Linked DNA regions of Homo sapiens: region 2 is linked to region 1. A link is an interaction called in ENCODE POLR2A ChIA-PET data of the cell type or tissue named here. Cell type or tissue: A673. All regions are shown on one strand. Each heading gives the region's core, and the rest is flanking DNA. Links, peaks and the distances in the headings are about the cores only.

Region 1 (8,137 bases), core at 2,455-4,954:
CTCTACTAAAAATACAAAAAATTAGCCCGGGGTGGTGGCAGGCCCCTGTAATCCCAGCTACTCAGGAGGCTGAGGCAGGAGAATCACTTGAACCCAGGAGGTGGAGGTTGCAGTTAGCAGAGATTGCACCATTGCACTCCAGCCTGGGCAACAGTGTGAGACTCTGTCTCAAAAAAAAAAAAAAAAAGAAGAAGCTGAAACACCACAGCATTAGCCCACTACTAGCTCAACTCAATTACAAAGAGACCTCTTTAAAAACTGAACTATAAAGCAAATCTATAAAGTTTGAAGTCACCAGGCAAGTAAGAAAACATGTTACGGGGAAATTATCTGAAAAGAAACAACAAACAATGATAAACATGGAAAACCAGAGTCCAAGATCATCAACCGCTTAGATTCCACACAGTAGTCTTTCTAGGGAAAGAAAGTAGAGTCTTTTTTACAGAAATGCTGAAGAAGCAATTCAGAAGAAACCTAATGATTTATTAATGCCTTCGACCCACTCTACCCCTTCCTGTGAGTCTCCTTTCCACTGGGGACCCAGCAGGGCCTAGAATGGATGATGCTCATCACGGTTCACTGAAGCAGGTGGCTGCTCACCAGCAACTGATGGAACTGCCAGGCCCTGGGAAACCAGCCACCTTCTCCTGCTAGGAGTGAAGCAACTTCCTCACTGACTGTGACAGCCATGGCCTTCCTCTGAGTCTGCAGGTGACCATGTCTGCTCCTAGAATTCTATTTCCTTGACTGGTGCCATGTTTGTTTGTTTGTTTGTTTGTTTTGAGACAGAGTTTCGCTTTTGTTGCTCAGGCTGGAGTGCAGTGGCGCGATCTCGGCTCACGTGAACCCGGGAGGTGGAGGTTGCAGTGAGCCGCGATCACGCCACTGCATTCCAGCCTGAGCGACAGGGCAAGATTACGTCTCAAAAAAAAAAAAAAAAAAGAAAAAGAAAAAAACTAGTGATAAGAGCTAACATTTATTAAGCACTAATCAGGAACCAGGCTTTCAGTTTAGCACTTTGTATACATTATTATCTCATCTAATTCTCACAACGACTGTATGAGATTGGTACAATTATAAGTTTCTTTTTACAATGAGAAACTAAACCTAAGAGAAGTTAAGTTGCCCAAGGCCACACAACTAGACCTGGGAATCAAGCTCCAAACCAATTTCTCAAACCCCTGGGGCTTCCTGCCATAGTCTCACAGGACCTCACAGTTTCTATAAGAATGATTGAATATGGTGTTTCTGTGTGATTCTACTGCAAAGAATAATCAGTATAAGCATTTTCTGGATAATCAAAAGCAGTGATTCTCAGTATGGGCTACACATTAGAATGGCCTAGAAAGCACTGTAAAAATACTAATGCCCCATCCTGAGAGAGATTTCTTTTTTTTTTTTTTTTGAGATGGAGTCTCACTCTGTCCCCCAGGCTGGAGTGTAGTGGCGTGATCTTGGCTCACTGCAAGCTCCGCCTCCCGGGTTCACGCCATTCTCCTGCCTCAGCCTCCCGAGTAGCTGGGACTACAGGCGCCCACCACCACACCTGGCTAATTTTTTGTATTTTTAGTAGAGACGAGGTTTCACCGTGTTAGCCAGGATGGTCTTGATCTCCTGACCTCGTGATCCGCCCGTCTCGGCCTCCCAAAGTGCTGAGATTACAGGCATGAGCCACCGCGCCCGGCCCAAGAGATTTCTAATTTACTTCTGTTTTTATGCATATACCAAAGTGATGCCAGGGGCCCAGTGCAGCAGCTCACGCCTGTCATCCCAGCACTTTGGGAGGCCGAGACAGATAGATCACTTGAGGTTGGGAGTTCAAGACCAGCCTGGCCAACATGGTGAAATCCTGCCTCTACAAAAAATACAAAAATTAGCCAGGCGTGGTGGCATGCACCTGTAAACCCAGCTACTTGGGAGGCTGAGACATGAGAATCGCTTGAACCTGGGAGGTGGAATTTGCAGTGAGCCGAGATCACACCACGCACTCCCAGCCTGGGCAACAGAGTGAGACTCTGTCTCCAAAAAAAAAAAAAAAAAAAAGTGATGTCAGGGTTGAGACCCACTGATATCTGGATAAGCAGCTTGCAGCTTATAACTGAATCTTAGTCACAATTGTTAGTACAACCATTTCAGTTTGTGTTTATGCTGTTCACCTTGGCTCTTGCCAAGCAAAACCAAGTGAAGTCATATCACAGTGCCTAAAGACGAACCTTCTCAAAAGTTTTTGGAAAACAAGGCAGAATTGTCATCTCACTCCATACAGTGCTGAAATCAAAGAATATCCACCCAAGCAGTCAGTACCATGTTCCTTTGCAAGCAGCAACTTCATTACAGAAAAACATCTTCCATCGCATTAAATCAGCATTGTTCATGTGAATGTTATTAGTTTGGTAATTTTGTTTGTATTATATTTATAAATGGATACTGGTTTTACAGTTATAGAGGAGCAGTAAACACAAAATATTCACATCTAGTGTATAATTATAGTAATAAAAATAATTTCAAACACCACTGAGGGTCTGTGAGAATTTTTTTTTTTTCTATTTTTTTGAGACAGAGTCTTGCTCTGTCGCCCAGGCTGGAGTGCAGTGGTGCGATCTCCGCTCACTGCAACCTCCAACTCCCTGGTTCAAGCGATTCCCCTGCCTCAGCCTCCCGAGTAGCTGGGATTACAGGCATACGCCACCACGCCTGGCTAATTTTTTTGTATTTTTAGTAGAGATGGGGTTTCACCATGTTGGCCAGACTAGTCTCAAACTCCTGACCTCAGGCAATCTGCCCGCCTCAGCCTCCCAAAGTGCTGGGATTACAGGCGTGAGCCACCGTGCCCGGCCGGATAATTCTTTTTCTTTTAAAAGGAGTCTGTGTTACTCAAGTTTGAAAAATCCTGCTATGACCAGTATACAATACTGCCTGCTTTTGTTAGGTTAAAAAAAAAGTGCCAAAGGCATTAGAGATAAGACTTGATCAGATTCAAGTTTGAGTTTTGGGCAAGAATATTTCATAGGTGATGTTTTTCCCCTCAAGAAGCAAATAATGCCTGGTCTTCTCTGTGCTGCTAGCCGTTGTTAATAGCAATACTCAGGTCTGCTGATTCATTAGGACTTGCAAAATGGTGACATTCTATCATTCCTTCTTTATTTATCACCTAGAATACTTCTATAAAGAGAACTTCCACCCAGGTGCTGTGGCTCACACCTGTAATCCTAGCACTTTGGGAGGCCGAGGTGGGAGGGTCATTTGAGCCCAGGAGTTCAAGACCGGCCTGAGCAACATAATGAGACCCCGTCTCTATAAAAAATAATTATTATTATTAAAATAAGATAACTTTCCCCCATCTTACATTTTGTTACCTTGAGGTACACAGTTCACCCAGAAGAGGCAGAATAAATGCTTAATTACTCCCTTTTATTTACTAGTTTTCAAAAGAATGAATTTAGTGCCCCCCAGCATCTTCCAATTAGGCTTTTTTCCTTTCAAGTAGCATTATTATGTTTTAAAATAATATACAGATGGGGTTTCACCAAGTTGCCTATGCTGGTCTTGGACTCCTGAGCTCAAGCAATTCTCTCGCCTCAGCCTCCCAAAGTGCTGGGATTCCAGGCATGAGCCACCGCGCCCAGCCTGAAGTATCATTATTAACTCAAGGACTCTTAGCATTTCCTGTGTCTTAATTACTTGCCATTTTTTTCTTATTGAAGCTCAGATTTCCCTAATTGTCCAGTGAAAGCTTCTTCAAGTTGGCTCCAGAATTGAGTCCTTTGGACTCGACCCCAGAAGCCTTTGTTAACTTCTTCCCTTTTAAGTTGTCCCAGGCTCATCTAGTACATTTCCTCCCCCAGACCTGACATCAATGGCTAGGTAATTCTGAGCTTCAGCGGTTCCCAGGGGAAACAACATTTATTGGGAGCAGGTGGTGTTCACAGTTCTCTGTTTTGATAATAACACAGGCACAGCAGGGAGATCCTTTTAAAAGTGGGGCTTGAGAGTGGCGGCATTCACTCCAGGCTTTCCTGAGGAAGTGTTCCACCAGCTGTGGGCCAACACTGTCTTCTTCCACCTCAGTGTTTGTTTATACTGCTTTCTTTTATCCAGTGAATCAATAACAACAGCAACAATAAAAATGGCTTCAAAACAGCTACATCCACAACAACAAATCTGTTTGCAGAGACGTGGTCCAGAGGCAGTTTGGGTCTGGTGAACACTTGACTTGGAGTCAGAGGAAATTGAATTAGATTCTGGCTTTTCTTCATTTATGAGAATAAAAACAAACTTCATCTTTTTTTTAATTTATTTTTTATTTTTTGAGACGGAGTCTCACTCTGTCGCCCAGGCTGGAGTGCAGTGGCGCGATCTCGGCTCACTGCAAGCTCCACCTCCCGGGTTCACGCCATTCTCCTGCCTCAGCCTCCCAAGTAGCTGGGACTACATGCGCCCGCCACCACACCCGGCTAATGTTTTGTAGTTTTAGTAGGGATGGGGTTTCACTGTGTTAGCCAGGATGGTCTCGATCTCCTGACCTCGTGATGTGCCCGCCTCAGCCTCCCAAAGTGCTGGGATTTTTTTTTTTTTTTTTTTTTTTGAGACAGAGTCTCACTCTGTCACCCAGGATGGAGTGCAATGGCGTGATCTCGGCTCACTGTAACCTCTGCCTCCTGGGTTCAAGCGATTCTCCTGTCTCAGCCTCCTGAGTAGCTGGGATTACAGACATGTGCCACCATGCCTAACTACTTTTTTTGTATTTTTAGTAAAGACAGGGTTTCGCCATGTTGGCCAGACTGGTCTCAAACTCCTGACCTCAGGTGATCCACCCACCTCGGCCTCCCAAAGTGCTGGGATTACAGGCGTGAGCCACTGTGCCTGGCAGATATACATTATTAATATATTCTATGTGACATATTTATAGTAACACTACACTGAGCATCTACTATGTGCCAGACATTGTGGTTTTATTTCATGAATGCCCATAACAATATTGTAGGGTATTCCAGTGGTATGCTAGTAAGTCAGCTGGAGGTGGGGTATCCTTGATTTGTAGAACTGGCTGATTTCCATGGTGTGAATACATCCGCTAAGGGTGTACCAAAGGTTTTAGCAACTGGCTGACAAAATTCCTGAATATTTAACAATAGGTTCTCCCAAGCCAGAAGGAGCAGGTTGCAGCACACCACTGGATCAGGCCCATCTTATTTTATTGCATTTTATTTTATTGAGACAGGGTCTTGTTCTCTCACCCAGGCTGCAATGCAGTGGTGTGATCGCAGCTCACTGCAGCCTCAACCTCCCAGGCTCAATTAATCTTCTCACCTTAGTCTCCTGAGTAGCTGAAACCACAAGTGCATGCCACCAAACTCCTGGCTAATTTTTGTATTTTTTTGGCAGAGACGGGTCTTGCCATGTTGCCCAGGCTGGTCTTAAACTCCTGGGCTCAAGTGATCCACTGGCCTCGGCCTCCCAAAGTGCTGGGATTAAGGGCGTGAGCCACCATGCCCAGCACAAATCAATTTATTTTATGTCATACAACCAGGAGGCAACAGGATTGAGATCTGAACTGGGTAGCCGGGTTGCACATATACCTCACGAACTACAACTCATGGTCTAGTCTCACTAACCATTCATGGTAGTGTTTCCTCATTAAACACTGGTGGTGCTTTAGGGCTAAGACTGTTTCTTTGAAACCTGGAAAAGGTCTTGCCTGTGCTTAGATTCGGTGTCGAGGAACAGGGAGAATGCAGTCTTCCTGTCCACTGTTCCCTGTCTCAACACGTCTCTGCCAGCTCTGCAAGAAAATTCGACACTTCCACAAAAGACCAGTGAAGGAAGCCAACATGTTTCACCCCAAAACATACTTCTTTGACGTATTTCAAGATGGCTATTCAGAAGGGCTGGAAATACGAGAATAGCTGCAAAGCTGCCTTTTGTGGAGCTTTGTATGTGTAGAGAAAATCCGCATTGATGCAGCCCTGCTTTCTCGGAGGCCCTCCCTTGTCCGGATCTAGGAAAGATTGACTGAGAGTCTGACGCCTTTGGAGGCCTTTGGAGGCCTGAAAAAGGGCTACCACTTGTGAGGTTTGATCTACATAACAAGACCCACTTTGCTAGCCAGGCCTCCTCTTCTCCCCCTAAACAGGTTAGAAGAGGACTTCTCCTCCAACCTGTTTTGCCAGGATCCAAGCCCCATTCTTTTATTTTTATTTATTAATTTTATTTTGAGACGGAGTCTAGCTCTGTCGCCAGGCTGGAGTGCAGTGGCGTGATCTCGGCTCACTGCAGCCTCCACCTCCCAGGTTCAAGCGATTCTCCTGCCTCAGTCTCCCGAGTAGCTGGGATTACAGGTGCCCGCCACCACACCCAGCTACCAAGCCCCATTCTTTCTGTAACCTCAAGATGGTATATAAACCTCTGTACCCCCTGGAGGATGGGTTGCAGTAATCACTCTGTGATTTCCCTCCGTGAACATTGATAAATTTGTATGCCATTTCTTCTACTAATCTGCCTTTTGTCAGTTGATATTCCAGTGAACCGTCAGAAGGCGAAGGGAAAGATTTCCCTTGGCCTCCACAGCAGATTTGAGGCAAGGCAAGTGTTTGAGACGGAGTTTCGCTCTTGTTGCCCAGGCTGGAGTGCAATGGCGCAATCTCGGCTCATGGCAACCTCCGCCTCCCGGGTTCAAGCCATTCTCCTGCCTCAGCCTCCGGAGTAGCTGGGATTACAGGCATGCACCACCTCGCCCGGCTAATTTTGTATTTTTAGTAGAGATGGGGTTTCTCCATGTTGGTCAGGCTGGTCTCGAACTCCTGGCCTCAAGTGACCCAACCTGCCTTGGCCTCCCAAAATGCTGGGATTACAGGCATGAGCCACCATGCCTGGCCAAATTACGTTTGAGTTCTGTTGCTAGAAACAAAAATGTGCTCTCCTGAATTTTCCACACAGGCCTCCAAGGAGTTAAAAGACAAAAATCATTTTCCAGTTTCTCTGGCTTCAAGCCTGATTCCCAGACGGGATCCAACACTAATCGCCATCCAAATGCCTGTCAGCAAGATAGTCATGATGTACTCTGGCATATAGTACTGAGGCAGTCTTGGGCAATGTTGTTATAGAATTATGTTATAATTATACTCGGCCTTGTTTCCTGCACATCTCACAGATGCTTATCCACCAACGGAGTGTTAGCTGACAATCATTCCAAACAAGCCCAGACAAAAGGAATAATAGCGGTAACCTGAGGAACTTCGGAAGAAATACACAGCTAAGGTCTGAGAATGTTTGGCCAGTTCAATAGCCTCTTACGGGCAAGTCCAATGTCAGGCGGCATTTCTACCTTCTCCTGTTCTGCCTTTGACCTCTTCACGCTCTCTTGTCCTGTCCAGAACACTGTCACTTAAACTCCTCTGTTTTTTTTTTCTTTTTTTTTGAGACAGGGTCTTGTTCTGTCGCCCAGGCTAGAGTGCAGTGGCACAATCACAGGTTACTGCAGCCTTGAGCTCCCAGGCTCAAGTGATCCTCCCACCTCAGCCTCTGGAGTAGCTGGGATTACAGGCACATGCTACCACACCTGACTAATTTTTGTAAAGATGAAGTCTAAGTCTCACCATGTTGGCCAGGATGGTCTCAAACTCCTGGCCTCAAGTGATCCACCTGCCTCAGCCTCCCAAGGTGCTGGGATTACAGGCATGAGCCACTGTGCCTGGCCAAAAACATGTAACACTGGGGGAAATTCTTTCAATCCTCCATTCGCCCTGACCCCCCCACTCCAATACCACCCCACTTTCCAAAAGGGCTCAAAGGCTTAAGGAGCTGAATGTCGGGGTACTGTTTGTTAGAACTGCGAAGGAGGGGCCTGTCTATCCACCGTCCTCTTGGTCCTCCCCTGAGATGGGAGAAAAAGGCTTGTGTTATGCTCAGGGGCACCATGGTCTCCGCCAGACCGGATGGAATTCTGGGGAAACGTTCCCACAGAAATCCAGGGAAGTGGAGAGGAGAAAGCTCCTGAGGGAAGAATCTAGGTGGTGCTGCGTGTGTGTGGTTTACATGCCAGTCTGTATTTTAAGAGGTTTCCAAGCCGATTTTAATTAACCTCCAGTTGAAACTTGCTAAACAAGTTTTGCAGCCCAGGTTATTGTGTTAGTATTTT
Region 2 (8,137 bases), core at 3,451-5,950, 370 kb after region 1:
TTTTTGAGAGCGGGTCTCGCTCTGTCGCCCAAGGTGGAGTGCAGTGGCGCACTCTCGGCTCACTGTAACCTTTGCCTCCCGGGTTCAAGCGATTCTCTTGCCTCAGCCTCCTGAGTCGCTGGGATTACAGACGTGCACCAGCACACCTGGCTAATTTTTGTATTTTTAGTAGAGACGGGGTTTCACCATGTTAGCCAGGCTGGTTTCAAACTCCTGACCTCAGGTGATCCACCTGCCTCGGCCTCACAAAGTGCTGGGATTACAGGTGTGAGCCACTGAGCCCAGCCGAAATACACGTATTTATGGGGTAGAGTGATTATGTACATGTATACAATGTGTAATGGTCAAATCAGGGTAATTAGCATATCTGTCACACCAGCATTTATCATTTCTCTGTGTTGGGAACGTTCAGAATCCTTTCTTCTAGATATTTGAAAATACATAATGAATTATTTTTAACTATAATCACCCTACAGTGCTATAGAACACTAGAACTTATTCCCCCTATTTAGCTATAATTTGTATCTGTTAACCAAACTGTCCCTATCTCTGGATACTATGATTTTTGACATGAATTGGTTTTTATTATTTAGTTCTAAATATATTGTGATCTCCATAATTTTCCTGTTGCCCATTAAAATTATTTAGAACTTTGTATTTACAGGATTTTCTTTTTGTATTACTGTTATCTCTGTGATATTTATTTCTAATTTTATTGTATTATACTTGGGGAACATTGAGATGCAAAAATCAACTCTGTTTCTCTATACCAGCAGCAAACAATTTGAAAATCAAATTTGAAAACTAATATAATTTATAATAAGGTCAAAAAACATCTGATACCTTGAAATAAATCCAACAAAGCATACCAAGACCTTCAGTAAAAACCTTACTAAGAGAAATGAAAGAAGACCTAAATTAATGGCAAGAGATAACCATGTTCATTGGATTGGAAGTGTCAGTATTGTAAAGATGTCCGTTCTCTCTAAATTGATACATACAGAAATTCAGTGCAATCGCAATAAATATCTCAATAGGGCTGTTGCTGCTGCCACTGCTGCTTTTTTTTCTTTTGGATAGGCTAGTTCTCAAATTTACATGGAAAGGCACAGGGCCAAGAATGGCAAAGGCAATCTTGAGAAAAAGTTGGAAGACTTAACACTAACATATATCAACACTTATTATAAAGCTACAGTGATTAAATTAGTGGGCGCAAAGCCAGATTGACCAGTGGCACAGGATAGAGTCCAAAAGTTGACCTACACATACAAGGTCAGTTGATTTAAAGAAAGGTGTATTGGGATTTTGATTGAATGTAGAGGTTAATTAAGGGAGAAGTGATACTACTAATCTAACATATTCTTTTTTTTCTTTTTCTTTCTTTTTTTTTTTTTTTTTTAAAGACAGTCTTCCTCTGTCATCCAGGCTGGAATGCAGTGCAGTGGTGCAAATTTGGCTCACTGCAGCCTCTGCCTTCTGTGTTCAAGTGATTCTTCTTCTGCCTCAGCCTCTCGAGTAGCTGGGATTACAGGTGTGCGCCCCCATGTCTGCCTAGCTTTTGTATTTTTAGTAGAGACGGGGTTTCACCATGTTGGCCAGCCTGGTCTCGAACTCCTGACCTCAAGTGATCTACCTGCCTCAGCCTTCCAAAGTGCTGGGATTACAGGTGTGAGCCATTGCACCTGGCCCTAATGTAACATATTCAAGAGCAAGATTGCTTTCTCTATTTATTTGTCTAAAAAGGAAAAAAAAAAAAAAAAGAAATCTCTAGCTGGGCGTGGTGGCACATGCCTGTAGTCCCAGCTACTTGGAAGGCTGAGGCAGGAGAATCGCTTGAACCTGGGAGGCAGAGGTTGTGGTGAGCTGAGATCGTGCCATTGCACTCCAGCCTGGGCAACAAGAGTGAAACTCTGTCTCAAAAAACAAAAAAATCCCACACAGTAGAGTTTTTAATTACTCTTATCAGTGGGATTTTTTCATTCTTAGGTGTTTACATGAGAAAGCTTTTGTCTTCAAGTATATTAATTTTGTACCAGCACACCTTATGAATTCATACCGATAATAGTTTTTCAGTTGATTCTCTTGTATTTCCTAGATATAGCATATGCAAATAAGTTTAATTTCCTTCAAGTAATAATTATATCTTCTATTTCATCATCTTACCTAATTACACTGGCTGGCATTTGTCACACAATCCTATAATAATAGTATTAATGGCCATTCTTAATTTTGACTTTAGAGAGAATACTTCTAATGTTTTACCTTAGGTTTAATAGATGTCTTTTTGTTATAAAGTGATAACTGACATCATTCTCATATCCCAAAACACATGTTCTGACATGAACTGGTTTAAGATTGCATATACTTGAGTATTTTTTAAACAGCTTTATTGAGATAAAGCTATTATTAAATCTACCCTTTAAAATGTACATTTCAGTGGTTTTTTAGTAGATTCAGAGTTCTGTAACTATTATCACTAATTAGAACATTTTCGTCACCCCAAAAAGAAACCCTACACCTACTGGTAATCACTCTCCTCTCCCCGCTTCCTTCATCCCCTAGCAACCACTAATCTACCTTCTGTCTGTGTGGATTTGCTTGTTCCTGACGTTTCATATAAATGGAATCCTATAACGTGGTCTTTCGTGTCTGGCTCCTTTCACTTAGCATATTGTTTTCAAGGTCATCCATGTTTTAGCGTGTATCCTATTTATTTAATTTGTTAACTGTTAAAATATCTATCCCAATTTGACTCAAAAGTTTGCTTTAAATCAAAAGTAGGCGTTCAGTTTCAACTTTTCAGCATCTGTTGAGAATATCAGGCGTTTTTTTTTTTGACCTATTAATTTGGGCCATTATTTGGCTCCATCCTTGAATTCTAGAGTACCCATACTGTGCCAAGGTCTGTGGTGTGTGTGTGTGTGTGTGTACATGTACATGGATGTGCTTTTTTTTTTTTTTTTTTTTTTACATGACGGATCATATTTGCGGATACTTGACTTGGGATTCATAATTAACCAAGTTTGTAATTTGGTTAAATTATTTTTGTTAGGTTTTTTTTTTTTTTTTTTTTTTTTTTTTTTTGATACAGAGTCTCACTCTGTCGCCCAGGCTGGAGTGCAATGGCGCGATCTTGGCTCACTGCAACCTCTGCCTCCTGGGTTCAAGTGATTCTCGTGCCTCAGCCTCCTGAGTAGCTGGGACTACAGGCGCGAGCAACCACGCCCAGCTAAGTTTTGTATTTTTGGTAGAGATGGGGTTTCACCATGTTGGCCAGGCTGGTCTCGAACTCCTGACCTCAGGTGATCCACCCACCTCAGCCTTCCAAAGTGCTGGGATTACAGGCATTAGTCACCATGCCCGGCCGCCTAGCTAATTTTTAAAATTATTTTGTCAAGATGGAGTCTAGCTATTTTGTCCAGGCTGGTCTTGAACTCCTTGCTGCAAGTGATCTCCTGCCTTGGCTTCCCAAAGCGCTGGGATTACGGGTGTGAGCCACTGTGCCCAGGCCCCCTCTTTTAAAAAAAAGAAAAAAAAAAAAAAAAAAATTCATTACGATCGGGTTTTCTTTTATTGAGTTAATGCTGGTAATTTACATTTTCCGTCACTGTGCTAGTGTAGAATTCTAGACCATTTTCATACAAGTTGTTTTCTTTTTTTCTGTTTTTTTTTTTTCTTATTTCAAATTGTATATGTTTGTGCTTTCTCCCAGTTTCTTCCCCTCTTTTAGATTATTATCTTGTATTTTATTGTCTTCCCAACCCCCTGGAAAAAGCTTGGTTTGGAGATTTTTTTGGGGTAAAAATTAGCTGGCTCCCTAGCTTTGCTCCAGAGAATGGTCATGAAATTAATGGTTGCTGATACTCAACCTGGAGCATGCCTGTTGTTGGTCTTTTGAGAAGCAGGCGTATTTCAAACCTGCCCCTGCATTGCCCAGCTTGTTCTTTTCTTTTATTATTTTTTTAATGATTAAAGGATTTATTAAATTCCATGTGCAAAACACATTGCTGATTGCATTAGCAAAAGATCAATGTAAAAATACCCCACAATTCTGGAACTGTCCATTTAAAATATTTGTTCTAGTTGTTGAAAGGCCCAGTGTTATATTCTTGCCAGTGCTTAAGGTATACAGAGAATACTGTAAGTGTTAACACTGAGTTTACAGAACCTCATAGGCCGAAAGTAATGTATTTAGGAAAAGCAATAATAGTAAGTATGCATTCATGTAGGTGAGATATAGTATGGTCAATATGGGTCAAATTACAGCGTTGGTGATCAGTGACAAGGGAGTTGGCAAGACAATTATGTTAAGAAAGATCATAGTTTAAGAATATTTAGGGCTGGGCACGGTGCCTCACACCTGTAATCCCAGCACTTTGGGAGGCTGAGGCGGGTGGATCACCTGAGGTCAGGAGTTCGAAACCAGCCTGGCCAACGTGGTGAAACCCTGTCTCTACTAGTAAAAAATACAAAAAATTAGCCAGGCGTGGTGGTGCATGCCTGTAAATGCCAGCTACTTTTGGGAGGCTGAGGTAGGAGAATTGCTTGAACCTGGGAGGCAGAGATTGTAGTGAGCTGAGATGGCGATGTTGCACTCCAGCCTGGGCAACAAGAGTGAAACTCCGTCTGAAAAAAAAAAAAAAAATTTAGAGTGTTTTGAAAACTGTAAACCTGCAAGGCATGATTTTTACAACTAGTTACCAGAAAATGAAGGAAAGCACATAATTAGCTTGAATAAAGTAACATGAAAGCGAGACTGCACTAATTTAAAAAAACCCCAAATCCTAATACAGTATCAGAAAAATATTTTCTTTTCTTTCTTTTTTTTGAGACGGAGTCTCGCTCTATCACCAGGCTGGAGTGCAGTGGCATGAATTTGGCTCACTGCAACCTTTGCCTCCTGAGTTCAAGCAGTTCCCCTGCCTCAGCCTCCTGAGTAGCTGGGACTACAGGCACGTGCCACCACGCCTGGCTAATTTTTTGTATTGTAGTAGAGACAGGGTTTCACTATCTTGGCCAGGATGTTCTCGATCTCCTGACCTTGTGATCCGCCAGCCTCGGCCTCCCAAAGTGCTGGGATTATAGGCGTGAGCCACCACGCCCGGCCAGAAAGATTTTCTAATACAAGGAGACATATTGCTCATTGAGAAGGGGTTTGATAAGAAAACTTACTAAGTTAACAACTATGTTAATGACTAGTTCAGAGATAAATTAAATGCCCAATTTTGGGAAAGGTAGCAGGTGCAAGAAAAAGGAAATGTATAAGAAAACAGTTTCTGATACTTAAACCTTTCTTCATCATGTACTGCATTTGACAGAAATTAACCTTTTAAAAATTTTACCTAGGATGGTTTTATTTCATTTATTCCATGTACAATGTAGTCTAAATCTCCACTTGATACCATGTCAGAATCCTGTCTTCATCCTTTGATTACATCAAGTGTTTCTCACACTGCTCGAACTAAGTCTGCAACTAAAGGTAGAATACTTCAGTAGAGGAAACGTGAATAGAATTTCTTTTCAGAATTTCAGCAAAAACTAATAAGCTATTTTAAAGTTTTTCACTATGAAATAAAAGAGTGATCCAAAGAGTTGAGTTGTTTTACTCATTCCATTATGATATATGGTAGAATGTTATGGAATGAACATGGATATTGCTAAATTATTGAATGCATTAAATGGCAGTACTTTATTAAGGAGGCTGTACTGCTTTAAATATCTGAAAACTAGTTAGAATGTGTGCATTTCCTCACATCAAGCTAAGCCTTAAAAACAAAAGCATTTAAAACTAGTGTTTGTAGCTCATTGGTACAAGTAGGTTCAGAGAGTATTGTGTCAACTCTTAATCTGAGCAGGAATAGAAGCTTTGAGAAAATAGGCTTTAAGAAGGTTTGTCATTTTACAGCCAAGTTTTAATAGATTGTGAAAGTTTGGACTCTTAGATTTTAAACAAACAAAACCTTGAAATTACTGATTGGCTCAGCGTGGTTTTATGGAAAAACTAATACAAAAACTTGGCCTTGACTATTTGAGCAAAGCCTACAAAAGTTCCAGATGGGACAGGGCAAGGAAGGATGGGGCTCTATTTACAACAGCAGATATTTTCTTTTCCTCTTCTTGACGTGGAGTAGGCAGGGCTATTTGAAAATAAAATATTCTTTTCTTAGAGAATGGAACTTGAATTACAGTTATTAGATTAATATCGATTATATACATTTTCTCTTTTCCTTTTAGACTAGTTGATCTGTTAAGTGTTGATAGTTGTTGTAACCTTCCACTACTATTGATTTTTTTTATTACTGTCTCATAGGTTCTTTTGCTTTTTTTATATTTACATATTTCCATGCTGTTTTATTTGGCACATAAAAATGCATAATGACTTCAAATTCAACATAGACTAGAGAACACACACACTTATTTTTTCTTCCTTCTAAAATCACATAAAGAATATAAAAACAAATCCAGAGAAACAAGAAAACCTCAGTGGTATGAATCAGAATATGATGAATTTTTGGTTGAATAAAGCAATTGGAAATCAATTAATGTCAAAACCCAAGAGAGCTTAGTGAACGTGTGACCTTATTCAGAAAGTAGAAGGGACCAGCCAAGAATTGGCATCCTGCAGTACCACCAACATCAAAAGCAGGGAGGCACTTGGAGATAGAACAAGCCATGAGTACAGCCAGATAATTAAAGCCATGGAAAGCTAAGCCATTTACCTATTAGTATAGGTGCCCGCAATGGTTTTCCTGCTGGGATAATGCCCAAAATTCAGCTCTCTGAATTGCTTGTTTGTCCATAGGAAATTCCAAAGTGAGTGCTGTATAGCAAGAAAGATAGGGGCAGTAGTTTAGGTAGCTTGTGGCTATCCTGAAGGATATTGAACCTCCAGCACCTGGAAGATGGGATACTCTTCCACCATTAAAGGAGAACCTGGCTGGTTACATGGCTCCTTTCTCGCCTATGGACTCATTCTAGATAGGACTTCTGTGATCTGAATTTAAGTTTATTGTTGGGCAAACAGGAATTATCACTTGGGCTGAAGAAGTTCACCCCAGCAGTCAGAATATAACTCTAGTCTGGACCCTCATCTACAAGTAGGAATAGACAACCAGGAAGAACCATGCTTTTCAGGAAAACCAGCAGTTTAAAAGAGAGGCACCAAATTCAACTAACTGAATAATGAAACACCAGAGGAGACAGTTTATATAGGGTACAGAATGAACTTTAAATCCACAGAGAGATTTGGGAAGATACCGTGTCCACCCAAAAAAGAAAAGATTGCTATGGAAAAGAAACTATTAGAATTAAAATATGAACTTTTAAAGAAAAATTCAGTAGATGGGGTGGAGATCAAATTAGCTAGCTTAGAAGAAAGAATTCAGGGATTCTCTGAGAGTGTAGTAGAAAGACAAAATCTGAGAGAAAAGTTAAAGCAATATAGAAGCTAGATTTAGTAGCCTTTTTACATCCTGTAATAAATGCTAGTAAGAATGAACAGAGAAAATGGAGGAAAGTATAGAAACAACAAGAAACTTTCCTAAGTTCAAGAAGGGCTTAAGTCTTTTGATTGAAAGGCCCCACATGGTCTGCATGTGAGAAGAGAACTTGTTAGAGTGGTAGCAGTGATAATAAAGAGGAAGTGATAAGTATAAGAGTTACTGGCTTTGAGATGAATTTAATTTAAGGGCTGATAGAGTCAGAGAAGAGAAATATGACTCCAGATTTGAAAATGAGATATCTGGAGAAATGATGGCTAACATTGAACAACATGGGGGAAAAATTAGGAAAGAAATGCAGCTTAAGAGAGAAGATATTAATTAGGCCTTAAATATAAGTTTTCACCAGTTCTGATTTCCCTCTAAGACAAATTGTTATAGACACATTTGCCTTTGTTTGCCTTTCCTGCAGCTTAAGCATTCCTTCTACCATGTATAATAAAATTTAGTTCTCTGAGTGTGACTTAGTGAGAAGAATTAGAGTTGAGTCATAGAATTAACAGGCAGTGAGGTTTTGGGAGACCTAAAGCAGAAAAGTGATTTTTATATGCATATTAGCTGCAAAAAGCAAAGTGAATAAATAAGAATCCTGTTAACTTGCCCAAGAGGGAGATCACAGAAGTATCTAAGCATCAAAA

The links. Peaks named below come from ENCODE experiments on the same cell type or tissue, not always from the same donor. Only the 100,000 strongest peaks of a DNase experiment are listed, where the experiment ranks them.
Region 2: POLR2A ChIA-PET joins it to region 1 with 11 read pairs; 3 of 35 experiments call an interaction of 5 or more read pairs at or near these places.

The regions. Positions count from the first base shown.
Region 1 is chrX:23,789,462-23,797,598 of GRCh38, forward strand. No RefSeq gene overlaps it. Among named protein-coding and RNA genes, the nearest start is that of SAT1, 10 kb to the left of the region's middle. In A673, for the core only: no CTCF peak of the experiment used is centred there; a DNase peak (open chromatin) is centred at 3,780.
Region 2 is chrX:24,160,312-24,168,448 of GRCh38, forward strand. The region is part of intron 3 of ZFX (zinc finger protein X-linked); the gene reads left to right. Among named protein-coding and RNA genes, the nearest start is that of ZFX, 15 kb to the left of the region's middle. In A673, for the core only: no CTCF peak of the experiment used is centred there; no DNase peak of the experiment used is centred there.